3 separate regions of the Homo sapiens genome follow, and regions 2 and 3 are each linked to region 1. Evidence: chromatin loops called from intact Hi-C (ENCODE). Cell type or tissue: CD4-positive, alpha-beta T cell. All regions are shown on one strand. Links, peaks and the distances in the headings refer to the core of each region. The heading gives the core; the rest is flanking DNA. Region 1 holds the start of LOC124906289 (a long non-coding RNA gene). Region 2 has its middle 6.1 kb from the start of ARMC8. Region 3 overlaps DZIP1L (DAZ interacting zinc finger protein 1 like).

Region 1 (10,540 bases), core at 1,635-9,634:
GGGTCATTGGGACTGATGGTAATGGGGCTACTCCTCTTCCCTGGCTTAGGTGAGCTATGGCCTTGTGGCAATCTCCCTCTACCCCACTTGGATTAGTTTTGCCTCCTCAGGTTGCCTCTAAGCTCCAGGTTCCTGGCTTTCCACTCTGGAAAGCTTCATTGTTTCCTCCGGTGTGCTTTGTTTGCTGTTTGTTTTGACTGGGCAATTATTCAGAAGATTCAAAATTCAAGAGGCACAAAACAGCATTTTAATGAAAAGTCTCCTTCCTACTTCTATTTTCCAGCTATCCAAGTTCCCCTCTACAACAAATGTTTTCAATTTTTTAGATACCATAACACACCTTTTTTACCCAGATGGTAACATACTATACACATTGTTCTGTACCTTGTGTGCATGTTTTTAAAAATTTGCATACAGATGAGATTAGATCTTAGAAAGCATTTCAAATCAGTACGTAAAGAGATTTCTTTTTTCTTTTTTGAGACAGAGTCTTGCTCTGTTGTCCAGGCTGGAGTGCAGTGGTGCCATCTTGGCTCACTGCAACCTCCACCTCCTGAGTTCAAGTAATTCTCGTGTCTCAGCCTCCCGAGTAGTTGGAATTACAGGCGTGCGCCACCATGCCAGGCTAATTTTTTGTATTTTTAGTAGAGACGGTGTTTCACCATATTGGCCAGGCTGGTCTCGAACTCTTGACCTCAGGTGATCTGCCTGCCTTGGCTTCCCAAAATGCTGGGATTATAGGCATGAGCCACCGTACCTGGCCCCTAAAGAGATTTCTTATTTAATTTTTATGGATAATTTTTGTGTGTGTCTGTGTGTGTGAGAGAGAGAGAGAAAGAAAGAGAGAATGTACTATAATTTATTTAACCAGTCCACCAATTGATAGGTGCTTGGTTTTTTCTTATTCTCTGTGATTACAAACAATGTCGTAATTAATAACTGTGTACATTCCAGGTATGTGAGTATATCTGTAGAATAAACTTCTAGCAGTGGAATAGCTAGGCCAAAGGGTATTTAGATTTGTCATTTAACAGTTAATTGCCAAAATCACCTTTCATAGGGATGGTACAAGTTTGTCTTCTGCCCTTAATGTGCCTGTTTCTCCAGAGTTTTGCTGATTCAAGATGTTAACAAACCTTTTTAATCTTTGCCAGTATGAAAGGATAAAAATAATATCTCAAAGTTGTTTTAATTCATTAAGATTAGCCATATAAAGCTGCCGTTTTTAAGGTAAAACTAATCGTTGAATAGTAGCAATTTCATATTCTTTTATTTCTTTGTGAGATTGTAGATCTCAGTTTTTTTTTCGGATTTCTTCTGTTTTTAATTTAATTTTTTTATTTTTAAAATTTCATTAGCTTTCGGGGTCCAAGGGATTTTTGCTTGCATGGAGATGGACTGGGGGCCAAGACTTACAGGAACCAGATAAGACGCCTGAAAGAGTATGGTTAGATGGGGCAAAGCTAGGAAACTCTTGGGCTCAGCTAGGCCTGATAGGATCAGTATGTGTTGCTCGGTCTCCTCTAGGCGCTTGTGTTTGTTCCAAATCTAGCAGAACAAGCTGCTTCAGCCCAGCCCAGAGCACTAGCAGGGATGAAATGATGGGAAACTTGGGCTCTGCACATCCAGAAGTCTTGTAGCTCTGCTGAGCTCAGACTTGGAGTTACTCCAAGGGGCTGCCCCATCACATTTTGTTTGTTGTGAGCCTCAGAGCCCCAAGAGCCTGTCCTATCTTCTTTCTCTCTCTGTGGCGCTCAATAAGTACTTGTCCTGTCCTGTCCTGTCCTGGGCACTGAGGGTGGAGAGAAGAAACAAAGCAGAATGAGGGGGTGTTCTACCTTCAGGACTCACCATTATCGGAGGCTATCTCCTTGGGGGTCCCCAGAGCAGCCCCCTGCCCTCTCAAAAGTTTTCATGACTCTTATTGTGAGTACCTAAGCTTTTCTTTGTCTTTTTTTTTTAAATTGAAGACGATTTTACATGTAATTTTCCTACATCCGCACATCTAGACCTGCTTTGATAACTTTAAAGGCTACATAAGCTTTCACTGGATGGATACATCATAATTTTTTAACAATTCCTGTGTTGATGGACATTTAGGTTGTTCTTGCCTTTGACAGCACTGCCACAAACCTTTTTTTATGATTCTTTGTGCAAATGTGCAAGTGTAACTGTTGAATAAGCTCCTAAAAGTAGAACTGTTGGGTTAAAAGATGTGTGCATTTAAAAAAGTTGATTAGTATTGACTGACTGTTCAGATAACAGCTCAAATTGTCTCTCATTGGAGAAACAGAGGCCCCCAGAGGCCAAGTCCCCTCCAGTCCTCCCTATGTCACATATCCCAATGTTCCACAGGACTCACTGCTTTTTCACATTTGGTCTGACTTGCTGATATGGGTCTCAAATTGTCTCCCATTAACACAATCTTCTTAAAATTACATTTTCTTCTATAGTATGGATAGACCATAATTGGATTCATTTCCCTATTGATGGAACTTTATTGAGGTTGCCTCGGGATGGCGCTATGCAGATAATTTTGCAAAGAGCATTTGGGGCAGTCACGGTGGCTCATGCCTATAATCCCAGCATTTTGGGAGGCTGAGGCGGGAGGATTACTTGAGGTCAGGAGTTTGAGACCAGCCTGGCCAACATGGGTGAAACTCCACCTCTAACAAAAAATACAAAAATTGGTTGGGTGTGATGGCAGGCGCCTGTAGTCCCAGCTACTGGGGAGGCAGAGGTGGGAGAATCTCTTGAACCTCGGAGATGGAGGTTGCAGTGAGCTGAGATGGCACCACCGCACTCCAGCCTGGACGACAGAGTGAGACCCTGTCTCAAGAAAAAAAAAAAGAAAAAAAGAAAAAAAAAGACAAATTGCACTTCTGCCCAAACCCTTGCCTGAGCTAACAATAGTAGCTAACATGTATTGAACACTTTCTATGTGTCTGCCCTGCCCTTTGCAATGTATTAGCTCAAAACTCCGATTAATTAGATATTTTTATTAGCTTAATTTTACAGATGTGAAAGCTGAGGCAGACAGATAAATGGCATGTTCAGGGTTTTAGAGCTGATAAGAGACGGGGTTGGAGTTAAAATCCACGTTCTAGTTCCAGTCAGTGGGCCTGCCTGACCACTGTGCAATTCCTGGCTGCAAGTCCCAGCCTGGGGCTTTGGGTGCAAAGGGTGGCCATATTTAAAAGTGAGATGCTGTCCAATTACTCTCCCAAAGGGCTATGCCATTCTCTGGTACCACCAGAGTAAGAGTGAGGCCCTTTTTCTCTTCAAGGAGTATGTCTTTTTCTTTTTTTTTTTTCTTTTTTTTTTTTGAGACGGAGTCTTGATGTGTTGCCCACGCTGGAGTGCAGTGGCACGATCTCGGCTCACTGCAAGCTCCGCCTCCCTGGTTCACGCCATTCTCTTGCCTCAGCCTCCCGAGTAGCTGGGACTACAGGTGCCTGCCACCACGCCTGGCTAATTTTTTGTATTTTTAGTAGAGACGGGGTTTCACCGAGTTAGCCAGGATGGTCTCAATCTCCTGACCTCGTGATCCGCCCGCCTCGGCCTCCCAAAGTGCTAGGATTATAGGCGTGAGCCACTGCGCCCAGCCAGGAGTGTCTTTTTCTTTTCTTTTTTTTGAGACGGAGTCTCACTCTGTTGCCCAGGCTGAAGTGCAGTGGCGCAATCTTGGCTCACTGCGATCTCTGCCTCCTGGGTTCAAGCGATTCTCCTGCTTCAGCCTCCCGAGTAGCTGGGATAACAGGCGTGCGCCACCACGCCTGGCTAATTTTTGTATTTTTAGTAGAGACGGGGTTTCTCCATGTTAGTCAGGCTGGTCTCCAACTCCTGACCTTGTGATCCGTCCGCCTTGGCCTCCTAAAGCGTTGTGATTACAGGCGTGAGCCACCGCACCTGGCAGGAGTGTGTCTTTTTCATTTCCATATCCCTGGGTGTAGGGGATATGGAAATGAAATATACCCCACATAAGGTCCAGCATGGAGCAGGTAGGTGCCTGTGGGACGGCTGGATGGATGAATGGATGGATGAAGGGGAGCAGACAGGTGTGGAGAGAGGGAGGACAGGTCACACCAGAGGGGCCATTGCTCAGTGTGGCATCTTGCCTCTAAAACTCATTCATTTAACACGTTGAAGTGTTCCTTATTTTTCGGTTCCTAGCTGACTCGCCCCTTCCTGGAGGGATCTGCTGAAGCGTCCCTCTCCGATCAGAGCCTTCCCTGACCTTCCTGTCTCCACCGCACCATGCATTCCTCACCCTCCTTATCCCGCTTAGTTTTTCTCCACAGCATCTATCCTCACCGTACATGCATTTACACTTCTGTTTTGCTTATCGTTTTCCCCATCCCCGCAGGGGAGAATAGGAACCTCACTAGGGCAGAGGCTTTGTTTGTTCACTGATTCATCACCGGGACTTAGGACATTTCCTGCTGTTGTCGCTCAGTCAGTATTTGGTGAATATGGCCCCTGTTATTCACTGTTCCAGGAGCTGGGAGTGCAGCGGCGGGCGGGACAGAGACCCCGCCTTCAGGGCTCGACATTAATCCTGCCTGAAGGTGGGAGCCCGAAGAGCCTCTCCCAGCCCTGGGCTCCAGATCACTTTGTCCCTTCCTAAAGAAATCTAAGGCTGGCAGCGACGGCTCTCCCTTGGGCGCAACAGCCGCGCCCCCGGCGGCAGGCCCGCCCCACAGCGCCCCCTGGCGGCCCCGAGCGCGCCGCACTGGAGCCCCGCGCTCCGCAGGCGAGCTGGAAACCCCGGGAGCTCCGGGGCCATTTCCTCCCAACTTTCGGACACTTCTGCTTTCGCCCGGGGCGGGAAGAGGAGGAGGGCTGGGGGAGGGCGCAGCGCAGGGCGGGGCAGGAAGGCTGGGGCTCTGGCGCTTTCTGCCACGGCGTCATCTGGAAGACCCGCTTTTTCAAGGGCGAAGACCCCACATTCTTGGAGGGCCTAGCTTTCCTCCGGGCCCAGCTCTACACTCACCTTACGCCTCTTCTCCCCGCGGGAGGTGAGGGGTTGCGGGGTCACAGGAGGAGGCGAGGGCCGGGCCAATGTTCGTCCTGCCGCCCTACGTCCCCTAGGTCCTGCACCAGGGTTTTGGGGCCAAAGCAAGCAGTGCCTCTGTGTTTGGGGTGGAGCTTCTTCACGGTCTGTGAACACTACGCGCAAGCCCTCGGGCGCGGTATGGGCGAGTGCCCTGCCCTGGCGGGGGTCCCAGGGATCCGCAGGGAGGGGAAGGCCTCCGAACAGAAGTCAGGGCGCCACCTGGCGGCCGCAGCCCACAGCCCACAGCCCACAGCCCACAGCCCGCAGCCCGCAGCCCTCAGAGCCCAGACGCGCCTTAGGGGCCGCTTGGCCAGCGGGATCTGCAGACCCTAACCCTCCTGCAGGATCCCGGGCCCATTTCCCGTAGTGGTTGCGGGCCTGGGTCACTGACATACGTAAGGTATGACAATCCTACGCTAAGGTAGGATTGGACTTTGAAGAGCTGAGCAATGGCTGGGCATGGTGGTTCACTCCTGTAATCCTAGCACTTTGGGATGCTGAGGCAGGAGAATCGCTTGAGCCTAACAGTTCGAGACCCTGCCTCTACAATAAATTAAATAAATAAATAAATAAATAAATAAATAAATAAATAAATAAAAAAGGAGCCAGGTGGGCCTGGTGGTGCGCGCCTGTACTCTCAGCTACCCGAGAGGCTGAGGTGGGAGGATCTCTTGAGCCTGGCAGGTCCAGGCTGCAGTGAGCTGTGATTGCACCACTGCGCTCCAGATTGAGCGATAAAGTGAGACCCTGTCTCAAAAAGCAAAACAATATATAAAAGAGCTGAGCACCGACCAGTCCAAGCATGAGAATGGCTTCTGTTGCTGTTGGAACTGAAGTTTCCTGACTTCATGGATGCCCTGAGGGCTCAAAATGGCTTTACCTCCTCTCCATAGTTCTCTTTTTTTCTCCTCTGTCTATATTGTTCCTTTTATTCAGTCTTGATAAAGTGTGTGTGTGACAATAAAATGAATACATAGTCGCTATTTTTAAAAATGGAGAAAGTTCCTGTGGTTCCTGTTGGAAGTTTTCCCCTTCCTGAGAACATGGGTCTGTGCTCACTGGAAATGCAGGTTTGCTGGTTCTCCTTCCTTAATCCTGGCAGGACTCTTGGCCCGGAGTCAAGTCCACTCCCCTTCCTGGTGTGGGCAGGAATGGCCCATTTATCTCCAGGGCTGGAAGCACCTTGGAGGCAGCTCTGGAATTGGTGAGGCTTTGGGGGTGGGAGGTAGGGGGTGTCAGAAGGGAGGCATTGGGCATCCTCAGATGTTTCTCACTTTTTTCCTTTTGCATAACTTGATTAATTTTTTTTTTTGTGAAGTTCTTGCCCATTCAAAAACAGTTTTATTTTATTATTATTATTTTTTTTGAGACAGGGTCTCACTCCGTCACCCAGACTGGAGTGCAGTGGCACAATCACGGCTCACTGCAGCCTCCACGTCCCTGGGCTCAGGTGATCCTTCCACCTCAGCTTCCTGAATAGCTGGGACTACAGGCGTGCATTGGCTAATTTTTTTTTTCTCTCTTTCTTTCTTTTTTTTTTTTGTAGAGATGGGGTTTCACCATGTTTACCAGGCTGGTCTTGAACTCCTGGGCTCAAGCTATCCACCCCGCTCTGCCTCCCAAAGTGCTGGGATTACAGGCGTGAGCCACTGTGCCTGGCCAGTTTTATTTTATTGTAGTAGGTTTGCCTGTTGTTTCGTCTTATTTTTTTTCAGACATGGTCTCACTCTGTCGCCCAGGCTGGAGTGCAGTGGTGTAATCTCGGCTCACTGCAGCCTTCACCTCCTGAGTTCAGGTGATCCTCCCACCTCAGCCTCCCAAGTAGCTGGGACCACAGGTGGGTACCACCACACCCAGCTAATTTTGTTGTTGTTGTTGTTTTGTAGAGATGAGGTTTCGCCATGTTCCTCAGGCTGATCTTGAACTCCTGGGCTCAAGTAATCCCTGCCTTGGCCTCCCAAAGTGCTGGGATTACAGGTGTGACCCACCGCGCCCGGCCAGTTTTATTTGCTTGTATTAGGTATACCTTGTTTTATTAGTAGCCACTCATAACACGGATGCCCCCTTCTCAGTTGATCTGATTTTCTTACAAAGGGTCACATCAGTGATGGGCCAGTATCCCAGATCTGGGGTGGCAGAAACCAAGGTTGGTGGTCCACTTTCCCACTTTGGTCAGGGGTGTCCAGTCCAAGAAGTCCAGATTCCAGTAATAGGAAAGTTAGGCTGTCTTCTCCTTCTCTTTCTCCTCCTCCTTCTCCTTCTCCTTCTCCCTCTCCCTCTCCCTCTCCCTCTTCTTCTTCTTCTTTCTTCTTCTTCGACAGTCTCCTCTGTAGCCCAGGCTGGAGTGCAGTGCCAAGATCTCAGCTCACTGCAACCTCCACCTCCCGGGTACAGCCTCCCAAGTAGCTGGGATTACAGATGTGTGCCACCACACCAGGCTAATTTTCATTTTTAGTGGAAACAGGGTTTCCCCGTGTTAGCCAGGCTGGTCTTGAATTCCTGACTTCAAGAGATCTGCCTGCCTCAGCCTCCCAAAATGCTGGGATTACAGGCGGGAGCTACTGAGCCCAGCCCTGCTGTCTTTATTTTCTACCTTACATAGTACAAAATCATATTTGTTCATTTTTTGTTACTTAAGAAATTTTTTTATTAGAACATTTCATTTCATAAAATAGAATGTATATCCTATTTGTTCCTAATAAACACCTGAAAATGCCCACTTCAACAATTCTGCTGATATTATGCTCCAACATATAGATGTCTTCTTTCAAAGAGCTGACAATCCCATCCTGGCTAACACAGTCAAACCCCGTCTCTACTAAGAATACAGAAAATTAGCTGGGTGTGGTGGCACGCGCCTGTAGTCCCAGCTACTTGGGAGGCTGAGACAGGAGAACGGCGTGAACCCGGGAGGCGGAGCTTGCAGTGAGCCGAGATTGAGCCAGTGCACACCGGCATGGGCGACAGAGTGAGACTCCGTCTCAAAAAAAAAAAAAAAAAAATGAAAAGAGCTGATAATCTATGTCATGTGGTTTATTCAGGCAGCTCAGGGGTACACAGAGTGAGGACAGGTCTATGCTCATAAACCAGGATCACAGAGGTTCCTGCTCTTGTGAGGCCCCAGGCCATTGTCTACTGTGGTGCTTCCCAGGTTTTTGGAGTTCATGAGCCCATGGAGTATTGGGCAAACCACACAGACTTGTCAATTGTTGATTTGGCACATCAGGACATTATTAGCAAAGCCAAATTCTATTATCAATTCAGAAAAGAAGGGATATTTTAATACCAAGAGCTTCTAAATGTAAGCTTCTCTCATTTCACCAAGGACTGGTAGAATAGGTAAGGATCTGCTGGTAGACCTGGCTGGTTCCCTTCACAGTTGGGTTGCTGCCTCGAGTACTCAAGGCCTCGACAACAAAGGGAGGGATATTCATTGTGGTTGTGAGTCTCTCAAAATACAGGCTTCACAGTGTCAAACCCAGTGTTTCACCTGCCCAGCCTGTTGCTGGTCGCCATCTCTGGGCTCTGGCACCTTTGGGACAAGTTTCTGTCGTTGCACTTCCCACGTTGTTTCATGGGCTTTACTGCCCCCCTCAGTGGCTTGCTGGCTAAAGACAGGAACCACATTAGATCTGACTGCTGGCTGCCCAACACTCAGCAAGTGCTCACCAAATGCCTGTTGCCCACATGAATTAAACTCAGTTTCACTCTTTTGTATCTCCAAATAATGAAAGAAATACTCACTGTACACTGCTTGAAAAATGAGAGGGGAAATGGCCAATTTCATGCTGAGAAAGGAAATATATTTGCTAGTTTTTCCCACAGGCTATTTTATAGCTACTTGATTTCATTTAGGTTGTGGTTATTTTCTGCTGGGCAATCTTTACTCCAAAGAGATGAGGGACCCATGCTTTGCATTGTCCCACCTTCTATAACCATGGTTCTCAGCCTTGCTGCACATTAGAAGCACCTGGGAGAGCTTAAAATACTGATGCTCAGGGGCCCACCTCTGACCAGCTCAATCAGACTCTCTGGGGGTAGGGTCTGAACATTGGTTTTTGTTTGTTGGTTTGCTTCATCTCTGAGAAAAACTCAGTGATGAGTTTTTCTCAGTGATTGTAATGTGCGTCAGTGGCTGAGAACCTGTGGCCTAGACACACTTTTTGGGCTCTTGCAACCGAGTGAGAGCCAGTGGTGAGATGGGGGAAGTCATGGACAAGGAAGGAGGGGAGACTGGAATTCCAGATATAGTCCGCAACTTCCCGTGGACTTGGACTTAAGCCCTTGGTTTTATCTTCTGTAAGATGGGGATAATGACGGCTGTCTCAAAATGCTGTTGAGATGATCTGAATGCCTGGCACAGAGGAATGCTTGTGATGGTTTCATGTGTCAATTAGGATAAGCTATGGTATCCAGATTTTTGGTCAAACAAGTAGCCTAAATGTTACTGTGAAGGTTTTTTTTTTTTTTTTTTTTTTTTTTTTTGGAGATGGAGTTTTGCTCTTGTTGCCCAGGCTGGAGTGCAATGGCGCGATCTCAGCTCACTGCAACCTCCGCCTCCCAGGTTCAAGTGATTCTCCTGCCTCAGGCTCCCCAGTAGCTGGGATTACAGGCTCCCGCCACCATGCCCTGTTAATTTTCTTTTTTTTTTTTTTTGAGACGGAGTCTCGCTCAGGCTGGAGTGCAGTGGCACGATCTAGGCTCACTACAACCTCCGCCTCCCGGGTTTTCTTACGCCATTCTCCTGCCTCAGCCTCCCGAGTAGCTGGGACTATAGGCGCTCGCCACCACGCCTGGCTAATTTTTTGTATTTTCAGTAGAGGCGGGGTTTCACTGTGTTAGCCAGGATGGTCTCGATCTCCTGACCTTGTGATCCGCCCGCCTGCGCCTCCCAAAGTGCCGGGATTACAGGCATGAGCCACCGCGCCCGACCTTAATTTTTGTATTTTTAGTGGAGACGGGGTTTTGTCATGTTGGCCAGGCTGGTCTTGAACTCCTGACCTCAGGTGATCCACCCGCCTCAGCCTCCCAAAGTGCTGGGATTACAGGCGTGAGCTACTGTACCTGGCTGGTATTTTTTTAAAGCTATGATTAACACTTAAATCAGTAGATTTTATTTTTTATTTTAATTTTTTAATTTTATTTTTTATTTTTATTTTTCGGGACAGAATCTCACTCTGTTGCCCAGGCTGGAGTGCAGTGGAGCAATCTCGGCTCACCCACCAGCTTCCGGGTTCAAGCAATTCTCCTGCCTCACCCTCCCGAGTAGCTGGGATCACAGGCACGCACCACCACACCCAGCTAATTTTTTTTTTTTTTTTTTTTTTTTTTGTATTTTCAGGAGAGATGGAGTTTCGCCATGTTGCCCAGGCTGGTCTTGAAATCCTGACCTCAATTGATGCCCCTCCTCAGCTTCCCAAAGTGCTGGGATTACAGGGGTGAGCCACTGTGCCTGGCCTTAAATCAGTAGACTTTGAGTAAAGC
Region 2 (10,540 bases), core at 908-8,907, 740 kb before region 1:
TGCATTATCTTCTACTGAGAAGTCACCTATAAACTTAAGGTTTTTTTTCACTGAAAGTAATGTGGGTTTTTTGTTTGTTTGTTTGTTTTTTGTTTTTTTGAGACGGTCTCTCACTCTGTTGCCCAGGCTGGAGGCAGTGGCACGATCTCGGCTCACTGCAACCTCCGCCTCCCCAGTTCAAGCGATTCTCCTGCCTCAGCCTCCCAAGTAGCTGGGATTACAGGTGCACACCACCATGCCCAGCTAATTTTTTGCATTTTTAGTAGAGACAGGGTTTCACCATGGTGGCCAAGCTGGTTTCGAACTCCTGACCTCAAGTGATACGCCCACCTCGGCTTCCCGAAGTGCTAGGATTACAGGCGTTAGCCACCGCGCCCAGCCAGTAATGTGTCTTTTTCTTTGCTATTTACTGTTTTCTCTTTCTCTACTTTCTCTCCCTACTCCTTAAAGCTATTTTAATAAAATATATCTAGGTGGTTTTTTTTTTGAACTTTACTCATTTATGCTTTCTGAATCTATAGCTTGGTATCTTTTTTCAGTTTTGGAATATTCTTGGTCAGTATCTACTTAAATGTTGCTTTTTTTTCTGTCTTTTCCTACTCCTTTGGAATTTTTCCATGGTATTTTACCTATCTTTTATTTCTATTCCATAGTTCTCATTTTTATCAGTGTTTTATTTTGGATAGTTTCTAATAACCTCTCTTCTAGTTTACTAATCCTATTTTGTTCTATGTCCAATGTACAAACTCATTTATTAATGTTTTAACATTATAGTCCTTTTCAATTTTAGGATTTATATTGGATTCTTTTCCAGTGAAGCCAATAGTTTAAAGAGATTCTTTATCTTTTAATTTATTTCCTTCATCTTTTCCTCTCTTTCTCTCATATATTAATCATTGTTATTTTAGGTTGCCTGTCTTCTAAGCCCAATATCTTACTTATCTGCAGAGCTGATTCTATTGTCTGTTTCTGTTTCATTGGATTCTTAGTTTAAAAATCTCGTTTTTTGGCCGCGGTGACTCCCACCTGTTGTCCCAGCACTTTGGGAGGCCAAGGTGGATGGATCTCTTGAAGCCAGGAGTTCGAGAGCAGCCTGGCCAACATGGTGAAACCCTGTCTCTACTAAAAATAAAGAACTTAGCTGGGGGTGGTGGCGCATGCCTGTAATCCCAGCTACTTGGGAGGCTGAGGCGGGAGAATCGTTTGAACTCGGGAGGCGGAGGTTGCAGTGAGCCGAGATTGCGCTGCTGCACTCCAGCCTGGGCTACAGAGTGAGACCCTGTCTCAAAAAGAATAAATAAATAAATAAATATCTCGTTTGTGTGTGTGTGTGTATATATATATATATATATATATTCCAGGATACATGTGCAGGTTATGCAGATTTGTTACACAGGTAAACGTGTGCCATGATGATTTACTGCGCCTATCAACCTATCACCTAGGTATTAAACCCAGCATACATTAGCTATTTTTCCTGATGCTCTCCGTACCTTGCAGATCACTTGAGGCCAGGAGTTCGAGACCAGCCTGGCCAACATGTATCTCTCCAAAAATACAAAAATTAGCAGGGCGTTGTGGCACATGCCTGTAGTACCAGCTACTGGGGAGGCTGAGGCAGGAGAATTGCTTGAACCTGGAAGACAGAGGCTGCAGTGAGCGGAGATTGCACCACTGCACTCCAGCCTGGGGGACAGAGCAAGACCCTGTCTCAAAAAAAAAAAAAAAAAAGAGAGAAGAAAAGAGGATTCTTGGGCTTGGTCTGTCTTCACCTATCTTTACAGGTCCTTGAGTCCTAGCAGTCTCACGGATGATAAAATTCTAAATTAGGATAGTAAATAGAATCCCCAATAGTAGGAATTTAGTTTGATAAAATTAAACTAAGATAAACGAGCAAGCAGGCGCAAATGGCGAATTCCTTAGGACGAACTTCTCAAGGCAAAGACAATTGCCTGAAAGTGAATCAGAATTTAAAAAAATTTTGACACCCCAAAATAATTATTTTTAAATAAAACTTTAAAACCCACCAAGGATTTAAAAACTATCTCCCTCCGCCGGGTGCGGTGGCTCACGCCTGTAATCCCAGCACTTTGGGAGGCCAAGGTGGGCGGATCATGAGGTCAAGAGTTTAAGACCAGCCTGGCCAATAGGGTGAAACCCCGTCTCTACTAAAAATACAAAAATTAGCCGGGCGTGGTGGCGCACGCCTACTACTACTCCTCCTCCCAGCTATTGGGGAGGCTGAGGCAGGAGAATTGCTTGAACCCAGGAGGGAGAGGTTGCAGTGAGCCGAGATCACGCCACTGCACTCCAGCCTGGGAAAGACAGAGCGAGACTCCGTCTCAAAACAAACAAACAAAAACAAAACAAAACAAACAAACAAACAAAAAAACGACCTCCCTCTAAGAGTTTCTAAAATTATCAGTTTTTTTTTTCTTTAAGTGGCCAAGGACTTTTTATTTTCCTGACAAATAGTTTTCCTAACTAGAATGCAAGCTAAATGAAAGTAGGTGAATATTTCTAAAACTTTCAGAAAGGAAGATGACCAAACTGGTAAATAAAGAATGAGTGGGCTAGGCGGAGTGGCTCACACCTGTAAGCTCAGCACTTTGGGAGGCCGAGGCAGGCGGATCACTTGAGGTCAGGAGTTCCAGACCAGCCTGGCCAACATGGTGAAACCCTGTCTCTACTAAAAATACAAAAAATTAGCTGCGCGTGGTGGTGAGTGCCTGTAATCCCAGCTACTCGGGAGGCTGAGGCAGAAGAATCGCTTGAACTTGGGAGGCAGAGGTTGCAGACACTATACTCCAGCCTGGGCAACAGAGCTAGACTCTGTCTCAAAAAAAAAGAAAAAAAGAAAGAAAGAAAGAAAGAAAAAGTGACCAAGACAAAAACAAGCAAAGAAAACACCTCTGGAAAACTTAATCAAGAAAAGATAATCTAATCAAGGCAGTACACAGAACAATAAATCCATCTCTTCCCATTTAAAAAAACTAATTAAAATGAATATTATAGGAAAAAACACCAAAATTAATTAAAAATGAAGCAGTACATGTAAACAGAACAATGATAATAGGAGACACTGTAAAGATTATCAAAGATACGAAGACATTGTGTCCAGAGTGATGTTGGAGCAATTTATTTCAAATTTACAAGGAAGATATGATTTTCATGATATTTAAATTGATCAGGAAGGTAGAAAAATATGGAAATCTAATATTTCTGATTAGTTTTAAATATTTTATTTTCCTTCTGTATAGATTTTGTTGAAATATAATAGAACAATGGATGCTTTTTACATTGTTAAATTTAACTTTTGCATTTTATTTTTAATCTATGGGAATTGTTTTCCTCTAGATCTTTTTTCTCCATGTAAAAAATTTTAATTAAGGTATAGCTTACTTAAAGTAACATAAATAACATTTTAAGTGCACAGTGTGATGATGCACATATGACAACCACCCATATCAAGATATAAAATATTTCCAGGCCAGCCATGGTGGCTCATGCCTATAAACTCAGCATTTTAGGAGGTCAAGGCAGGAGAATTGCTTGAGGCCAGGAGTTTGAGAACACCCTGGCAACATAATGAGAACCCTTTACAAAAAAATTAGAAAGAAAACATTAGCTAGGTGTGATGGTGGGTGCCTGTGTCCCTAGCTATTCAGGAGGCTGAGGTAGGAGAATCACTTGAGCCGGGGAGGTCAAGACTGTAGTGAGCCATGATCATGCCACTGCACTCCAACCTGGGTGACAGAACGAGACCCTGTCTTAAAAAAAAAAAAAGAGAGATTTACCAGAAAAAAAAAAAAACATTATTAGGGCAATTGACAAAATCTGAATAAGATCTGCAAATTAGATAGAAGGATATTAGCATTAATTTCCCAATTTTGATCATTTCACTGGTGTTATATAAAGGAATTCCTTGTTTTCAGGAAACACACACTGAAATATTTAGGTGTAAATGGACATCATTTCTGAAACTTATTCTCAAATTACATATATATATATAAGTAAAGATATATATATATCTTTACTTCTCTGCTCATACCTGTATTGCAGGGGCTAGAAGCTAAGGAACCACATTTTTTGGATTCCCTTGCCACCTTAGTTCTGGATTAGGTTTTACAAGTGGGAGGCACTTGTGTGAGATTAGGAGGTAGAGGAAAGGTAAAAGCTGTTTCTTTTCTGTCTCTGGCAACTGTGGTAGCAGCAGACAAGCCTGACCTTCTCAGTGGCAGCCAGCACCCTAAGCTCCTTCAGTGGTGATGAACGTTCTGCAGCTCCTGATCTCAAGTAAAATAAACCCTGCCTGTTTGCAACTTTAGGTCTTCCAATAACTTGTCATCTTTTTGTTTAAAAAACTTAGAAGGGATTCTGTTTTCCTGTATGATATGCCAGTCAAGATGTTATTCATGTAAAAGGCAGCAAGCAGATGTTTTTGACCACTGAAAAGAACTCCAGGGAGACAACACTCATGGACCCTTCCTAAAAAAAAAGACTATAATGAAATCCAGCCAAATAAGAGGTGAATAAAAATAAGAATTCAGGAAGGAAGAATTGTGTTTAAAAGATGGATGATTAAAAATGGAGCAGTGTAAAGGGACAGGAAATGTTGCAGAGTAGTTAATACAAGGTAGTTCAGGAAGGCCTTGCTGTTAGGGTGACATATTGAGCAGAAACCTGCATGAAATAAGGGAGTGCACTATGGTGTATTTGGGCAATGGGTTTTCAAATTCGCTTATAAGTAAAGTGTTAACAAACATCAGGAAAAACATTCATCATTGCTATCCATATCTTATAATTGAACTAAGTGATTATGGCACCTATTACCACCTGATGGCAGCACGCTACAAGAAAGCTGAGAGACAGAGACCTATGCCTGATGCAGTAAAACTGTAGTCAGTAATTGTACAGAAAAGCAAACATCACAGACAGATAAAAGAGTCCTGTGGTGTCTCTAATCTCTGAACTTATCAGAAATTTGGTAGACTTTCTGATTTTAGCAGGAAAAAAACAAGGAATATCTCCTGTGTATAGGTTTTATGGCTTCCAAATTATGTTCCTGTATTGTTAAGTGGTAAAAAGATCAGATCTGTTTTGTGTAATTTGTTATTATTGCTTCCCCATTTGAAATGCATCTGCCTAATGTGGTCACCCTTGCTTGAGGGAAGTAGGGGAGCCTTTCTATTACCTGGGCAATCCAGAAGGTCATATAACCATCAAAGATGGGCTGATAGTATATAGAGTGTTTCTTCTTCACCTATAAATAATTGGGGCTCTTGTCCTAATATGATTTTGGACAATCTGCCAGTGTTTCCACATCTATATCCAGGGAAGTAGTATCTTAATTGTTCGATTAGACAAATGTTCACGGATGAGCCATGATCTGTGTGGAATAGCATGCAGGGCTTTGCCTGCTTCATTCCTATTTACACTTCAGGTCAGAGCTTGGGTGCCAGCTCTACCATAAGGCCCTCCTATGATCTCAGTTCTGGTGAGGTTTCTCTCCTATGTACTCCCTTGGCCCCACACCCTCTCACTTACCACCCTACAGTGTAGTGACTTGTTAGCTTGACTCTCTACTTCTTGCCTGAAAGCTCTGTGAAAACAGGGAATATATCCATCTTGTTCATAATTGTATTCCACTCCTGGGCATTGTGCCTGGCACATAGTAGGTACCTAGTATATCTCTATCTATCTATCTATCTATCTATCATCTATCTATCTATGTTTTGTCAAATGAATAAATTTCCAGGATCCTTAGCTAGGTTCTCTTTTGTGAAATTCTTTTCATTATTAAAATAAATTAAAAGAGTTTCTTTTTCATTATTAAAGAAAAACAGTTGCTCAATCCACAGTGACTCAATTTTTTACACTTACATTTTTCATTGTGTATTTCCTAAAAACAAGGGCATTCTTTCCATGACAGCAGTACAATTATCAAAATCAATACATTAGCAATGATACCTTATCTACAGACTTTATTCAAATTTTTCCAATTTTCCCATTGATGTCCTTTATAGCAAAAGAAAAAAAAGTTTTCCCTTTTCTGAGATCCAATTACAGATCACAGGTTGCATTTAGCTGTCATATCATTTTGGTGTCCTTTAATCTGAAACAATTCCTCAGTTTTTCTTTCATGATATTTTTGAAGGGTATAGGTATGTTATTTTGTAGAATATTTCTTAACTAGGGTTTATCTGATGTTTCCTCATGATTATATTCATGTAGTTTTGGCAAGAATACCACAGAAGTAATTTTGTGTTCTTCTCAGTGCATGATATCATGGTGTTTATTGCATTACTGGTGATACCAATTACAATGACTTAAATAAAATGTTACCTACCATTAGTAGGTATCTAATGGCAGGTACTCTACTATCCTTAGTATCTTGTAGAGTGATACTTTAAGACTGTGTAAATATCCTGTTTCTCTTAATATTTTCACCACTTAGTTGTGGCATCCATTGATGATTCTTGCTTGAAACAATTATAACTCACACAGTTGTCAAGTGTTGATTTTCTTTTCTTTTTTTTTTTTTTTTTTTTTTGAGAGAGAGTCTTGCTCTGTCACCCAGGCTGAAGTGCAATGGCACGATCTCAGCTCACTGCAAACTCTGCCTCCTGGGTTCAGGTGATTCTGGTGCCTCAGCCCCCACATAGCTGGGATTACAGCTGTGCGCCACCATGCCCAGCTAATTTTTGTATTTTTAGTAGAGGCAGGTTTTTGCCATGTTGACCAGGCTGGTCTCAAACTCCTGGTCTCAAGTGCACCCGCCTTGGTCTCCCAAAGTGCTGAGATTACAGGTGTGAGCTACTGCACCCAGCCTGATTTTCTAATTCTATCATTTCTTCTACATTTGTAAGTTGGAATTCTACCATAGCAGTAATTCAATTTTTAAATGAGTATTTTCTTTTTTACTGTGGTTTCTAATTTTAAAACTTTGTAAACATCTCACTACTTCTATTTTAGCCATACACATATTTCTTTTATTTTCTTTTTAGTTTTTATTCTGAGACATGGTTTCACTCTGTCACCCAGGCTGGAGTGCAGTGCCACCATTTCAGCTCACTGCAACCCCTGCCTTCTGGGCTCAAGCCATCCTCCCACCTTGGCCTCCCAAGCAGCTGGGACCACAAGCTCAAGGCACCATGCCTGGCTAATTCTTGCTTTGGTTTTTTTTTTTTGGTAGCAAAGGGATTTTGCCATGTTGCCCAGGCTGGTCTTGAACTCCTGAGCTCAGCTCAAGTCAGCCCATCTCCGCCTCCCAAAGTGCTGGGACTACAGACATGAGCCACTGCGCCTGGCCAGGCATATACATTTCACACCCTCTGTGGACCTGATGAATTATTGATGCATTATTTCCCACCGCAAAAGCCCTTGTGGACTTTCCTTTATAGGTTGGTTGCTTAGATGAACATTCGGTAGTCTCATCTGGGAAAGTCCTATTAAGTCCCAGAGGACTGTAGGAGCTCTGGAAAGAACTTTGGAACCAGAGAAACCTGTACCAAAATTGATTCAGCCTCTTACTCCCCAAGCAACCTTAAGCAAATTATTGAACCTCTCACAGTCTCATTGTTTTTTTTTTGTTTTTTGTTTGAGACAGTGTCTTGCTCTGTCACCCAGGCTGGAGTGCAGTGGTGCGATCTCAGCTTACTGCAACTTCCACTCCCAGGTTCAAGCAGTTCTCCTGTTTCAGCCTCCCGAGTAGCTGGGATTGCAGGCAGGTGCCACCACGCCTAGTTAATTTTTCTATTTTTAGTATCGACGGGGTTTCACCATATTGGTCAGGCTTGTCTCAAATGCCTGACCTCAGGTAATCCACCCACCTCGGCCTCCCAAAGTGCTGGGATTACCGGCGTGAGCCACTGCGCCCAGCCTCACAGTCTCACTTTTATTCCTGTCTGCTGAGGGAAAGAACCATGTCTTTGTTCCACTTCAAAACTCTAGTTCAGTGCATTCACAAGAAAACCTGTAGTTAGTGTCTGTTGAACTGCATTGTATCTCCTCTATACTGTTGTTAGTCCATTTTCTTTTTTATTTAAAGTATTTCATCTGTTTTCCTTTTTTTTTTTTTTTTTTTTTTTGAGACCGAGTTTCGCACTTGTTGCCCAGGCTGGAGTGCAATGGCGCGATCTTGGCTCACCACAACCTCCGCCTCCCGGGTTCAGGCGATTCTCCTGCCTCAGCCTCCCGAGTAGCTGGGATTACAGGCATCCGCCACCATGCCCAGCTAATTTTTTTGTATTTTTAGTAGAGACGGGATTTCTCCATGTTGGTCAGGCTGGTCTCGAACTCCCGGCCTCAGGTGATCCACCCACCTCGGCCTCCCAAAGTGCTGGGATTACAGGTGTGAGCCACCGTGCCCAGCCCGTTTTCAAGTCTTTTTAAAGATTCTTCTAAATTTCTTTTGGGACCATTCAGGTTTTGGATTATACCTATCTCCCCACACTTTAAACTTTCCTATTTTTGTATAGATACATTTCTCTCTGGCTTTGTTTCTCATCTTAGGCAGTTCCACAAAGATATTTATAAAGATTTTTCAGATTTTTTTCTGGCTACTTCTTGTTTTGCATTTCATTTTTTTTCTTCATTAAACTCACACTTTGTTGTCTTTTTTTTTTTTTTTACAGAAATTAATACTGCTCTAAGAGCCATGGAACGACAGGGAGAAGTTTCATTTCTGTTTGCAGAGTAGTCAGCATGGATATTTTCCTCTCCTCACCACAGTGCCAAATTTAACTGTTTTTGTTTTTTTCTGCAACCTCCACTTCCCGGGTTCAAGCAATTCTCCTGTCTCGGCCTCCCGAGTAGCTGGAACTACAAGTGCATGCCACTATGCAAGGCTAATTTTTGTATTTTTAGTAGAGATGGGGTTTCGCCATATTGGGCAGGCTGGTCTTGAACTCCTGAACTCAGGTGATCCATCAGCCTCAGCCTCCCAAAGTGTTGTGATTACAGGTGTGAGCCACCGCGCCCATGCTTAACTGTTTTGTTATCGTCACATGCAGGCTGAATCAAAAATTCCTTTTATCTTCCAATTTCTACTCATTACTTAAGAGTGTACCTAAAGTTATTTATCAGCAAAATTTGAACTGGGAGCAAGATTCCTGATCTCCAAGCTTAGGAGTTGGCTATTCAATGCTTTCTTCCTGTAAAATGTCTATGTCAGTCTTCTGGATATAAAACAGGAAAGCCTGGGTAACAGACAGAGGTGTGAGATGTCTTGAGTCACATTTCTAGCTCCTCCCCGCTCGGATTTCAGCCACAGCAGCAGTGACAGTTCTGTGCAAGCTCAGATTTATGCTGCCTATATCCCACCCTAAGATGAAACCTGCAGACTCTGCTTTTTTGTATCAGGTTAAAGAAGCCCGTTCTGTTCTGGGCACAAATATAATCCAGGAGGGCAGGGAGTTAATAGCCCTAGGGAAATCCTCAACCAATACATATGGTATTGGTGGATGAATGCTGTAGCTTCAAGATGGACAATCCAGAGAGGTATTCTGTATGTTTTCAGAGGTGATTGAGGAATAAACAGTGGCATCAATAATGGACAATTATCTTGAATATTTATTCTTTCTTTTTTCACTCTCCCTGACCTATCAATTTTGTTCCCTGAAAGCACTTACTAAATAAACAAAATGCACCCAAATCTTCGTCCCAGGCTCAAACTAAGCCAAAAATTCGTACAACAAACATTTACTAAGTGACTGTGCTAGGCACTGAGATAGACAACCTAGAAGATAAAACTCCCAGTGCCTGTCTTGAAGTGTATAGTGAGACAAACACGGAAACAATTAACAACAACAAAACCACCCTACAATTAAAGTGAAGTATGAAGGCATGGGGGAAAGGGTATCTAACCCATGCCTGGGGGAGACAATTCCTGGAGGATGTATTGCTTGAGCTAATGGATGGAGTGTGGATCAAATACAGTTATAATGACTCTATATACTATGTATTAGGGTTATGTTCTGCCCCATTGCAGTATGCAGTACATGATGTGATTTTAGGTGGTCCATGGATGGACATTTAAACTTTTTGTAGTTAATGTGTACTAGAATAAAAATAAGGAGCACAACAAACTTGATTTCACAGAGTATTATGGTTTAGGATAAAGCCAAAAATTTTTAATGAGTTGAAATTGGCTTTAAATAAAAATATTGAATGAATAATAATACCTAGGTGCAGATTGGCAAAGATTGTGTAGGTGGTGTACAGATTACCCAAGTTTCAGAAATAGTATTATAGCAGAAGGACTACCTAAAATAAAATTCCTGCCTTCCAGGAATTCAACAGTTTGTTAAGGAACACAGACCCATAAGCAGGGGTGGTAAATGCTACACTAAATTTGGAAACCAAGTACAGGAGGAAGACAGGAAAACAGTGAGGAGCAGAGTGCGGGAGAGGCTACCAGCTACAAGACCAGTTGGAAGGCTATTGCTGTAGTCCAGGGGAGAGGTTACAAGAGCCTGAATTAGGGTGTGGCTATAGAAATGGAAGGAATACAAGTAATGTTAACAGGCCAATTGCAACC
Region 3 (10,540 bases), core at 135-8,134, 850 kb before region 1:
AACATACAGGAGCTGTGTGGTAAACCAAACACACTGTGGTAAAGAGCAGGGAGTGCTATCAAAAACCAAAGAATGGTTGCCCACCACTTGAAATTTTAAAGCAATAGCACTGATTATCCCAGGATGCACCTTTTTGATACAGAAAGGTGAGAAAGGAGTGTGAAGTAAAGGGAGCTCTAAAGTTTTCTGCTTGAAAAATAACAGCAGTGTGCAAGTTGTTCCCTGATGGAGGAGAGACGGGCAGTGAGGAGGGTCTGATGATGCTGGGGAAGCCCAACATCTGAGCTCTAAGTCTGAAAATCTGATGGTGGCTACAGTCTGAGGCAAGGAGGCTCAGGTTTCTAAAACAGAGGTATCTAAATATTCCCATCTTGTGCTGTTACCTACTCTGATGTGCTATGCGAGGCCACTCCAGTACCACCCTTGGGGGAGTCCGCTCCACACACATATTGTGTTAGGGTCCATGGCAGAGTGAGGGACTGGGGAGGAGCCCACTGTGGGATGAGACCGGGCTGGAAGAGCAGCTGCTGCAGGATGCCAGACACAGAGTCAGCTCCGAAGCTCTCCGAGAGGCAGGAGATGGGACAATCAAAACTTACTGAGCATTGCTTATATAATGAACCAAAAGGCTTTTTAATGTTAACTTGGATACAAGTATTCCAAACTGGCCATCTCTCCATGTGCACAGGGGCAGAGGGAGGTCACCCACAATGTCCCACTAGGGCAAAGGATGACACTTGCTGGGCCCTCCCCAACCTTCACCCCAGGCCCCCCAAACTCAGAGCTGGTTCTGTAGAGAATTCCAGAGTAAACTCTAAGCATCCTACATCCTACCTGAGGCTTCCTTCCTGGTGTGGCAGCCCTCTGTGGCCCAGCATTGGGCATAAAAAACAGACTGACCCCTCCAGCAGGCTTCTTTGCTGGAGCTTCTAGCTGCTTCTCCAGGTTTTTGACCATCGACTGCACCAGTGTTCCTGGAAGGTGAAAAAGTGGCTGTGTCAGTGGGAGAAGCCTAGAAAATGAACATCTCAGTTTTGTGGCTCATGTCCAGGCTCCAGTGTGGATAGAGGGAATGAGCAGAAGGGCCAGGAGGAAGAAGGCTGAGCAACCACAAAAAAGGAGACAGAGAAGGCCAGGCCAACAGGTACCCAGTGAACAGAGGCTTGGCATATTCTGAAAATGTGACTGTGCAAACTTAATGACATGGCTAGTGACAGAGGCTTAGGAAGCTGTGCTTCCCTCTAATGAGAGGCTGAGGCAGGACCTCTGCTCAGTGTGGGGAATGAACTGTATCACTAACATGCAGTTAGTTCCTCAACATCTTTATACAGAGACAAGAAGAAATATCATAAAGATTAGCACAGGAGGACCACAGGCAAGAATGACTTTCTGCAAAGTCCATGCAGGAAGCAGGAGCTAAGCAGTGACAGAGATCATCAAATAGATCCCTGATGCCTGGCACACCAAGGTAATGTATGAACCTCAGGAATGACCAGGAAGCAGGAAGCTAACTACAGCCTTCTACGATTCAAATGAAATCAAGGTCTGAGCAGACTTTTGGAGCTACAACAGCCCTTGGCTCATTGATTCATTCAAGAAATGTTTGTTAAGGGCCTACGATGTAGCAGGCACTGTTTCCTTGCCCTCTCATTAATCACCTTGTCCAAATACCTCATTTTATAACAAAGGATCAGAAACCACCTGCACAAGGACAAGCAGGTAGTAAGTGGCAGAGCCAAGACTTTCTCTGAAGATTCCTAACACCCAGTCCCAAGACCTTGCCACCCTATTGCCCTTGCCTGGTGGGCATCGATACTTCTCCAAAGATCTGTTTCTGGTGAATTCTGATGGACTGGCAGGCTTGGCTTATGCTGTAAACATGGCCAAGTACTGCAGAGTCTATTAAGAGCAAGAAATTTGCAGACCGCAAGCCTAGCCTGACATCCCAGGGTTTCTACTTACTGACCTTGGAAAGACAAAACTCTAAATTCCATATTCTTTAACACAGCCTTGGCTAGAAAATACAACTGAAGCCAGAAGCTACAGGCCTCAGTTGGCAGTTTTATAGGAAAATCTTGAAAGAATGGGAGTAGACAGTTGTTTTGAAAAGAAGGAGGCTCAACTAGTCATTGCAACCTGTTAGATAGAAAATAATACGTTTAACGAATATTTTCATTCCACTTACCATGACAGTTAGCTCAGGTCTCTACAATGCCCTTTCCACCAACAAGTTGAATTTCTAAGTCTCTTGGCTGAAAAGGGCAAAGAGCTTTCCTGTATGATGAAACAGGCTGCATGGCCCAAAGGCAGCCTGCTATAAAGGTTGACTGTGGCTGCCTCCTCTGTCTCAAGCTTTGCTGGGAAGCCACATTTTTCACAATTGAGTTGTTGCAAAAAGTTATGTGTGTTACACTCTATGTGTTCTTGAAAACTATATTTGTCAAAATGTTCATGGTAGGAAACTGTTTTCCCTTCAAGTTGTAACTGAGGTTTACCTTGGAGGCTACTTTGACCACTGTGATATTTAACTCTATGACCACCAACTCTTGATCTGGTGCTAATGAACTCAAACAGCATTAAAGACTATGGGGATATTCTTAACATTGGGAACACAGCTAAAGGCAGCTCTTTCTGGGGGGAAAAATGGTTTACAAGTAAATAAATAAACAGTGACTCTAACACATTAACTTCAAAAACATCATACAGAATCTCAACTTGCCATGACATCGTTCTGTGGTCTTGGGCCAGTCATAATGTCTATGAGGCTTAGTTTCAACTTCTGTCACGATGTGTGTGGCTCAGCCTTCCCTCATCAGTGCTGTGAGGAGTAAATGAGGAGACTTGTGCGAAGAGATCCACACAGAGCTGAGCACGCGGTGAGCACCCAGCAACACCAACATAGAGGGGAGAGCCTTCTCTCACACGCCTCGAGCTTCCACAGAAGAAGGAACTTCTGCTCTACTCACCGAGATGGACAAGGATAGGAGAAACACCCTCCCAGTTTCTTCCCCACATACTACCCTCTCTCACAGAAGAAGCCAAGCAGAGGGGTGGGCCTACAACACACCCTGGGCCACGGCGCACCTGAAGGAGGGCCGCTGATCCAGAAGACAGTGCCAGCTCTTTCTCTCGGACCCTCCCCGCCCCTGTGGCTGGGGTTGGAGCCTGGCTGGAGTGTACCCTACAGCTGCCTGTTTAAGGGCCTGCACACTCAGGGTCTTCTTTGCAAACCCAGCCCTGCACACAAGTAAGATTGGGATCTGGATTTGGGGAGGCTGGAGGGGCCCCCACTTTGGCCTCAAGTGCGGGTTGTTCCTCTAATCCAGCCCTAACAGGAAGCCTATGCCTCAGGCATTCCTGGGCCCTGTCACCACTACTAGAGCGAGGCTTTGATCTCCCGTAGCTGGCCACAGTGTTTACTCTCTACTGGAAAGAACATGGAGGAGAAAAGGGGTGAATGGCTCCCTTCAACCTCCCACAGTTAACAATTTAATGACAAAACAAGGGGTAAAACTAAACCTTGCTCAAACTCTAGCTTTCTCCTGATATCTCTGCTATCCCACAAAAAAATATCTGAGGCGAAGGAGGACCATCCTTTCCAAGCCAAATAGAGAAAGAGATGTCAAATAAGAAAGCCTAAAGGAAGCTAAAGGGTGTTTCTGGAGCCTTGAGAAATCTGGGCTGGAGAAGGGCTACACCGGTGGTCCCAGCCCACTCACCCAAAGGTGCCAGCTCACCTGAGCCCTGGCCAGGGGGCTGGGCATTCTCCTCCGAGGTCTCTGTGTCAGACCAGTCCCAGTCATCCTTGGGCCGGGGCACCATCCTGGAAGGAACTTTTGGGGGCTGTAGAGACACACGCTGCACACGGTCTCCCTCTGAGTCCTCTTCAGAACTGAACGGGGGCGTGCTGCCACGAGGAGGAGAAGAAATGAGGGATGCATGGGCCAGAAAGAAAACTTCAAAAGCCAAACTTCACCACGCTTCAAGCTGGTTTGGTTTGCTCAGGGCCAGCCCTGCTCCCTCCCTCAGGCCCAGAAGACAGCCAGGAGACCCCTGGAGTGCAGCAGCCACACCAGTATCTCCCTTAGTAGAGCCCTGCCCATCTGAGGATCCAGCCCCTCTGGAGGGGGAACGGGTTTGGGGGAGGACATGGGTAAGGGGAGGGTGGGTTTGTCTTGGCTGGGAGCACAGGTTCTCAAGTCCAGAGCTCAGACTGGACCCCACCTGAGGCACCTTCTATTCACATGTGTCTGCCCCCCTCCTATCTGCAGAAGCCTGGAGGGAGCCCAGAACAGGACTGCCTGAATCCAGGAGCCACCACTGCAGGTGGGGTGAGAGGGCAGAGTCTGGGGCTCACCTCATCCCGGGCCCCGAGGAAGGAGGGGTGCTGGAGGGTCCATGCAGTCCGGGGCGTGGAGCGGGGGCGGACACCTGGGTCAGGCTGGAGCCATGGCTGCCATGGCTCTGACGAGTTGGTGGGGGTGGCTCTGCCGGTGTGGATGGCAAGGCCACCTGCAGGGTCCTGGTCTTTGGCTGGGCCTCTCTGGTGACCAGTGTGCTCTGCTGGCTTTTGACTGGAAACACAGAAAGGAATGATTTTTGGAGTACACCCATGCTGGATCTCAAGCCTAAGAGGAGGGAGAAAGTGGCTCCAACACCCTGGAAATGAACAATTACTCCCTCTCCGTGCTGTAATAACCACAGCAGATTTCATGACTGTTGCCAAATCAGGTGTTCTGCTGGCCAGATTCGAGGCTAGGACCACAGTTCCACAGTTTCATCAGAGACCAGGAGAGCAGCTGGGTGCTCCAGGGTCGTGTTGTCATTACTGAAGACCAGCAGGAGTCCGCGGGCCTGAAGAGGGGCTCAGTAGTCCTAGATGGACTTCACCAAGGCTGCTACCCTCTCCCCAACCCACGCTACAGCCGCTGCACTGCAGGCAGTCCTGCAGGAAGACCCCACTGCCACCAGAGGTCGCCGCAGGACTGCATGAACCATCAAGATCCACTCAAACCTCCTCCCAAATGCAGTCTGGGGCAAGGCAGTACCAAGGCAGGCAATTGGACACAGCCCCTCTGTTTTCCAAATTGCATCAAGACCTATAGCCACAAGAGCGGTCCCGGATCAGCAAGTTTTTATGGGAAGAGAAGAGAGAGAGTGCATCACAGGGAGTCAGACATGTGTGGATTGGGTCACAATGTAAAATGAGTTTCTTACAGTAATTCAAGATCAGAAAATGTTTGAAATACAGTTGACCCCGAAACAACGTGGGGTTGAACAGCCATGGGTCCACTTATACGTGGATTTTCTTCCGACTCTGCCACCCGTGAGACAGCAAGAGCAACCCCTCCTCTTCCTCCTCCTCTTCAGCCTACTCAACACAAAGATAACAAGGATGAAGTCCTTTATGATGATCCACTTCCCCTTAATGAATAGTAAACATATTTGCTCTTCCTTGTGATTTTCTTAATAACATGTTCTTTTCTCTAGCTTACTTTATTGTAATAATACAGCTTATAATTCATATAACATACAAAATGTGTGTTAATAGTCCATATTGTCGGTAAGACTTCTGGTCAACAGTAGGCTATGAGTAGTTAAGTTTTGGGGCAGTCAAAAGTTACACGCAAATTTTCAACTGCATGGGGGGTTTGCGCCCCTGACCCCTGCATTGTTCAAGGGCCAGCTATGCACTGCTCTCAGTGAATGTGTCTACTCAGAAGTGGAGCTTCCAGGAAAGAGTGAACTGAAGAGAAGGGGAAGACAAAGACAAGCCTGCTGGGGGAAAATAACAATAGCTTCCCATGACTGTGTACCAGATACTAAGAAAAGCACTTTACATACAACCACTTGGCCCCCGAGCATCTTCAGAGGCTATCATTTTCCCTACAGAGGCTTGCCCTCAGCTCCACGGAAGAAAGTGGTGAATACAAACCCAGGTTGTCTGTCTGCCCTAATCTTGGGCCCTCACCGCTACTTCCCACAGCCTTGCCCAGGCCACAGAAGAGGCAGGGTCCAAGCAGAAATGGGAGGTGAGCATTAAGACAGCACTTGTGGGACCCAGGAAAAGAATAAAGGTGCAGAGCTGGAAGGAAAGGTCTACAAAATGCCACAAAAACACAGCGCTCATCTCACAACTCAGTAACATCTCCAGAGAAGGCAGAACCCCAGGGCCAGGGAAAGGGAAGGCTGCGAAGGGGGCTCTCCCTCCTGGCTTTTTTACTACAGGAACAAAGGTGTGTGGGAGTGGGTGGGGCGTAGCACCTAGAAGGAGCAAGATACCTTTGCTTTCTCTTGGAAGCCAGCATTCCGAGGGTTTTTCCATTCATCCTCCCCAAGTCCCTGTCCCCTCCCTCCTCTGAGCTCCCACCACCCCCATGCTTGGCTCCATCACATCACCTGGTCCTGGCTGATTTCCCAGGTGAGGTGGAAGGCCCTGGCACAGAGTCAACCTCAGCAAGTACTGTACTAAATGAATGAGTGGGCAAATGAATGAATGAACATTTGACTGAATGAGCAAAAGGATATACGTTTAAATTGGAGCATAAAAGGCAGATTGGCAACCAGGACAAATACCCTTCTGTCTGAGATTTCTATGCAAGATAAAAACCGTCCTTTCCTTAGAGATTTTAAGGCCAGAAGTTTAAACTAAATATTATAGTTTCCCAGGTCATCAATACATTTTTTTACCATATTTTCATGCCAAAATGACAATGCTTTTAAGCACAAAATACCTGCTTGATACTTGTCCAAGTAATAATTTCCATGAGCTCACAGGATTGCTATGTTAGTCTTATTTTCTTCTAATTCACATGAGGAAAAATAAAAATAAGTTATAAAATGATTGGTTGATGTAGCAACTAAAATCATCTCTCATATCCTCAGAGATACGTGGGCCATACTCTGCAAAATTTTTTTGCATGAAGAGCTCAAATCGGTTCTTCCTGGACACAGGAGATACAGAACTGGCCTCCTTCTGGCCACATGTGTCCCTGACTGAGGAGACGAAGTAAAAGGAGCAGGACAGCACCTGCATGAGCAGACCAGACCCACTGAAGCCCTCCCCAGAGCCTCTCACCACAGCAGCCCAGACCCTCTTGGAACCCTCTGGAAACAGGGGGCTCTCAAACCTGGGAACACAAATACACTTGCTCCGTAAGAACAGACTCAAGGGTCCTGGTCCACAGAATTTCGTGTTCCACCAGAACCACAGGGCCTTCTCTTGTCATGACCCCCAGAGCATGGACAAATGGTAAAGTGGCAGCTATGACCTGGCCCAAGGAACCAACTATGAGCTCTGAGAATTCATCTGCGTGCAGAACTGGCCCAGTCTCTCATGCTCTCCCATGGCCAGAGCAGGGGCTATCTGAGCTCTGCAGAAGTTTACATTCAATTGATATTTGCCTCCACCTGCAGCTTCAATGCTCCCGGGCCTCTGCCTGCCTCCCCAGGCTGGCATGCCTGGTGTGTAGAGCCAGAAACTGAATAGGCTGCTCTCTGTTGAAGAGACACTCAACTGTGGTCGCAACAAGCCAAACAGAATGAAGGTGCTAAGGGAGGCAGCATGTCTGCACAGGGACAGTTCAGGCTGACAACAGGCTCCAGCTCCGGCTCTCCTCCAACTTCCCCGAGTGACCCTGGACAAATGCCCCCACTCCACCCCAGATCCTATTTCCTCAACAGAGAACTTCTGGACTCAGTCCCCTGTAAGGACCCTACCAGCTCAGCCCTTCAGAGAAGTGCCCCTAATGGGGGACAGAGACTATACCCTCCTCATGTGCAAACAAGTTTTGGCAAGAATGGGACCCTTACAGGTCACAGCCCTGAGCAAGCCCTCTCCCCAGTGTACCTGAAGGCTGCCCGTCTGGCTGGGACACCACAGCGCCATTCTCCTGTCTCTCCTTCGCTCTGCTGGTGACTTCCTTGACAAGCTTTCCCCTCAGACTCAGAAATTCAGAAAACTTCCGGGCCTTCTGCTCCCGCTGGACTCTCAGCAGGGATTCCAGGTGTCTGAGAGTCTGAATCGAGATTCCCTTTGCATCCTAGAGGAGACAGGAGTTCACCTTTACAGAGAGAGGCTACCCTTCTTCTCCTTCCCCTAAGCCTCTCACACCTGCTGCTGCTGGCCTGGGAGTCTGTGATCAGTGCCTGGTGCTTTTCTTGCAGGACTGGGGGGCATGAAATGAGGATCAGAGAAGGGTAAGCAGCGGCTTCAAAGTTGCTGAAAGTGCAATGGTTCAGGGTTTGGGAGCCCCATCAAAATGTGCACAGCAGGATAATGCAAAGGACTGCGTCACAATTCTGACCACATCATAGCATAAGGGACTTCGTTGGAACATGCTTTTCTACCATCTGACTGAATCCTAGGATAAGAGACCACAGCTTGCTCATTTTTGTACTCCCAATTACTATTATTATGCCAAACACACTGTCCATGGCTAACAATGTTTAAAAAACTAAACTGCTGTAAACACAATCCAAGTACCCTTTCAAGACCTATTGGAAGTTGCTCGAGCTTTTGACATCCACCCAGAGCCCATGGGAGGGTCCAGGGAGGCATCTGAATCCAAGATGAGGATTCATGCAAGGTTAGAAAGGAATGTCTTAATCAAATCTGAATATAGGGCCAAAGTTAGAGTAGTCAGTAGTTGAAAACAATCAAAGTAGTGACCATTCTTCCTAAAATAACCCTAGTTGTCTATTTTTTTTTTCTAACTTACTCTACACAAACAGCATTCCAATAGTGTAATGCTTGGCTAATTTAATAATAGGTGTGTTTTTATTTAATAATAGATTTCATTGGTGCTTCTAATAATAACATACGTGTTCTGGTTAAGCACAATGGCATTCAAATACTAGTTGGAGAGAGAATCCATAGACCCTGTAAAGGAACTGGATCACTGCTGCAGACTCCCTGAGATGCCGAAAACCTGAGTCTGCTTGCTTTCTCAATGGGGAGGTTTGTGGTCTGGGGCAAGTTCCCAGCCCTGGTCACTGGCTGCTTGGAAATAGACTTGCTCCTGTTGGTGGGGCACAGTGCGAGTGAGACCGGACTTTAGGACCGCAGGCTGCGTGGAGATGGGCTGAGGCCTGTGACTGCCAGATTTCCCCCACTTCCCTGGCGACCTGTATGACTCAGCAGAGGCAGCCATAATCCCCCTGGGAATATAACTCCATTGGACTGGGAACACACCCTCATCCCCAACAGTAGCTGCAGCAAGCCACACCCAAGGAGAGGCTGAGCTCAGACACGTCTATCCCTGGCCCCACCTGGTGGTCTTCCTGCACCCGCCCTGGTAGCTGAAGACAAAGGTCATAATCCCTTAGGAGCTGTATGGCCCTGCCCACCGCCTGAGAAACCTGAATACTTAACCAGGTGTCCCTAGGGCAAGTAGGGAAGTATGCATCCTCCCTATAGGACCACAGTTTGAAAGCACCACCTCCTAGCTGGAGGCCAACAAACACAAAACCAATGCACTAAACAAACAAAAAGAAAAAACAAGGACCCTCAAGAGTCCACTTCACTCCCCTACTACCTCCACTGGAGCAGGTGCTGGAATAGTATCCACGGCTGCAAGACCTGAAGATGGATCACATCACAGGACTCTTTGCAGACACTCCCCAGTACCAGCCTGTAACTCTACTGGGTGGCTAGACCCAGAAGATCAAAAACAATCACTACAGTTCAGCTCTCAGGAAGCCCCATTCCTAGGGGAAGGGGGAGAGCACTACATCAAGGGAGCACCCCATGGGACAGAAGCATCTGAACAGCAGCTCTTGAATCCCAGATCTTCCCTCTAACATAGTCTACCCAAATGAGAAGGAGCCAGAAAAACAATTCTGGTAATATGACAAGACAAGGTTCTTTAACACCCACAAAAATCATACCAGCTCACCAGCAATGGATCCAAACCAAGACGAATCTCTGAATTGCCAGAAAAAGAATTCAGAAGGTCAATTATTAAGCTAATCAAGGAGGGACCAAAGAAAGGTGAAGCCCACCTTAAAGAAACAAAAAATGTTATACAAGAGATGAAAGGAAAATTTTTTAGTGAAATAGCATAAATAAAAAGTTATCACAACTTCTGGAAATCAAAAACACACTTAGAGAAATGCAAAATACACTGAAAAGTCTCAGCAATAGAATCAAACAAGCAGAAGAAAGAACTTCAGAGCTCAAAGACAAGGCTTTCGAATTAACACAATCCATAGAAGACAAAAAAGAATTTTAAAAAAATGAACAAAGTCTCCAAGAAGCTTGGGACCATGTTAAACATCCAAACCTAAGAATAATTGTTATTCCCAAGGAAGAAGAGAAATCTAAAAGCTTGAAAACATCTTCGAGGGAATAATTGAGGAAAACTTCCCCAGCCTTACTAGAGACCTAGGCATCCAAATACAAGAAGCTCAAAGAACACCTGAGAAATTCATTGCAAAAAGATCATCACCTAAGCACATAGTCAACCGGTTATCTAAAGTCAAGATGAAGGAAAGAATCATAAGAGCTGTGAGGCAAAAGCACCAGGTAACCTATAAAGGA

The links. Peaks named below come from ENCODE experiments on the same cell type or tissue, not always from the same donor. Only the 100,000 strongest peaks of a DNase experiment are listed, where the experiment ranks them.
Region 2: it touches region 1 in a loop (6-fold over the local background); 19 of 110 quality-filtered maps call a loop at or near these places.
Region 3: a loop joins it to region 1, with 15 times the contacts of the local background. A loop is called at or near these places in 15 of 110 quality-filtered maps.

What each region holds. Positions count from the first base shown.
Region 1 is chr3:138,910,863-138,921,402 of GRCh38, forward strand. LOC124906289 (a long non-coding RNA gene) reads right to left here and starts at 5,120. Exons shown (of 2, transcript XR_007096114.1): 1 at 4,994-5,120. RefSeq lists silencers at 4,576-4,795, 5,206-5,355. In CD4-positive, alpha-beta T cell, for the core only: CTCF peaks have their summits at 4,944 and 5,208; DNase peaks (open chromatin) are centred at 4,749 and 5,259; H3K4me3 peaks cover 1,290 bases; H3K27me3 peaks cover 427 bases.
Region 2 is chr3:138,175,959-138,186,498 of GRCh38, forward strand. No RefSeq gene overlaps it. Among named protein-coding and RNA genes, the nearest start is that of ARMC8, 6.1 kb to the right of the region's middle. In CD4-positive, alpha-beta T cell, for the core only: CTCF peaks have their summits at 4,868 (motif pointing right) and 5,079; a DNase peak (open chromatin) is centred at 4,853.
Region 3 is chr3:138,063,794-138,074,333 of GRCh38, forward strand. DZIP1L (DAZ interacting zinc finger protein 1 like) reads right to left here. Exons shown (of 16, transcript NM_173543.3): 12 at 7,850-8,042; 13 at 4,358-4,574; 14 at 3,738-3,907; 15 at 835-974. Among named protein-coding and RNA genes, the nearest start is that of DZIP1L, 47 kb to the right of the region's middle. RefSeq lists enhancers at 2,926-2,975, 6,934-7,435. In CD4-positive, alpha-beta T cell, for the core only: CTCF peaks have their summits at 4,968 (motif pointing right) and 5,169; a DNase peak (open chromatin) is centred at 4,978.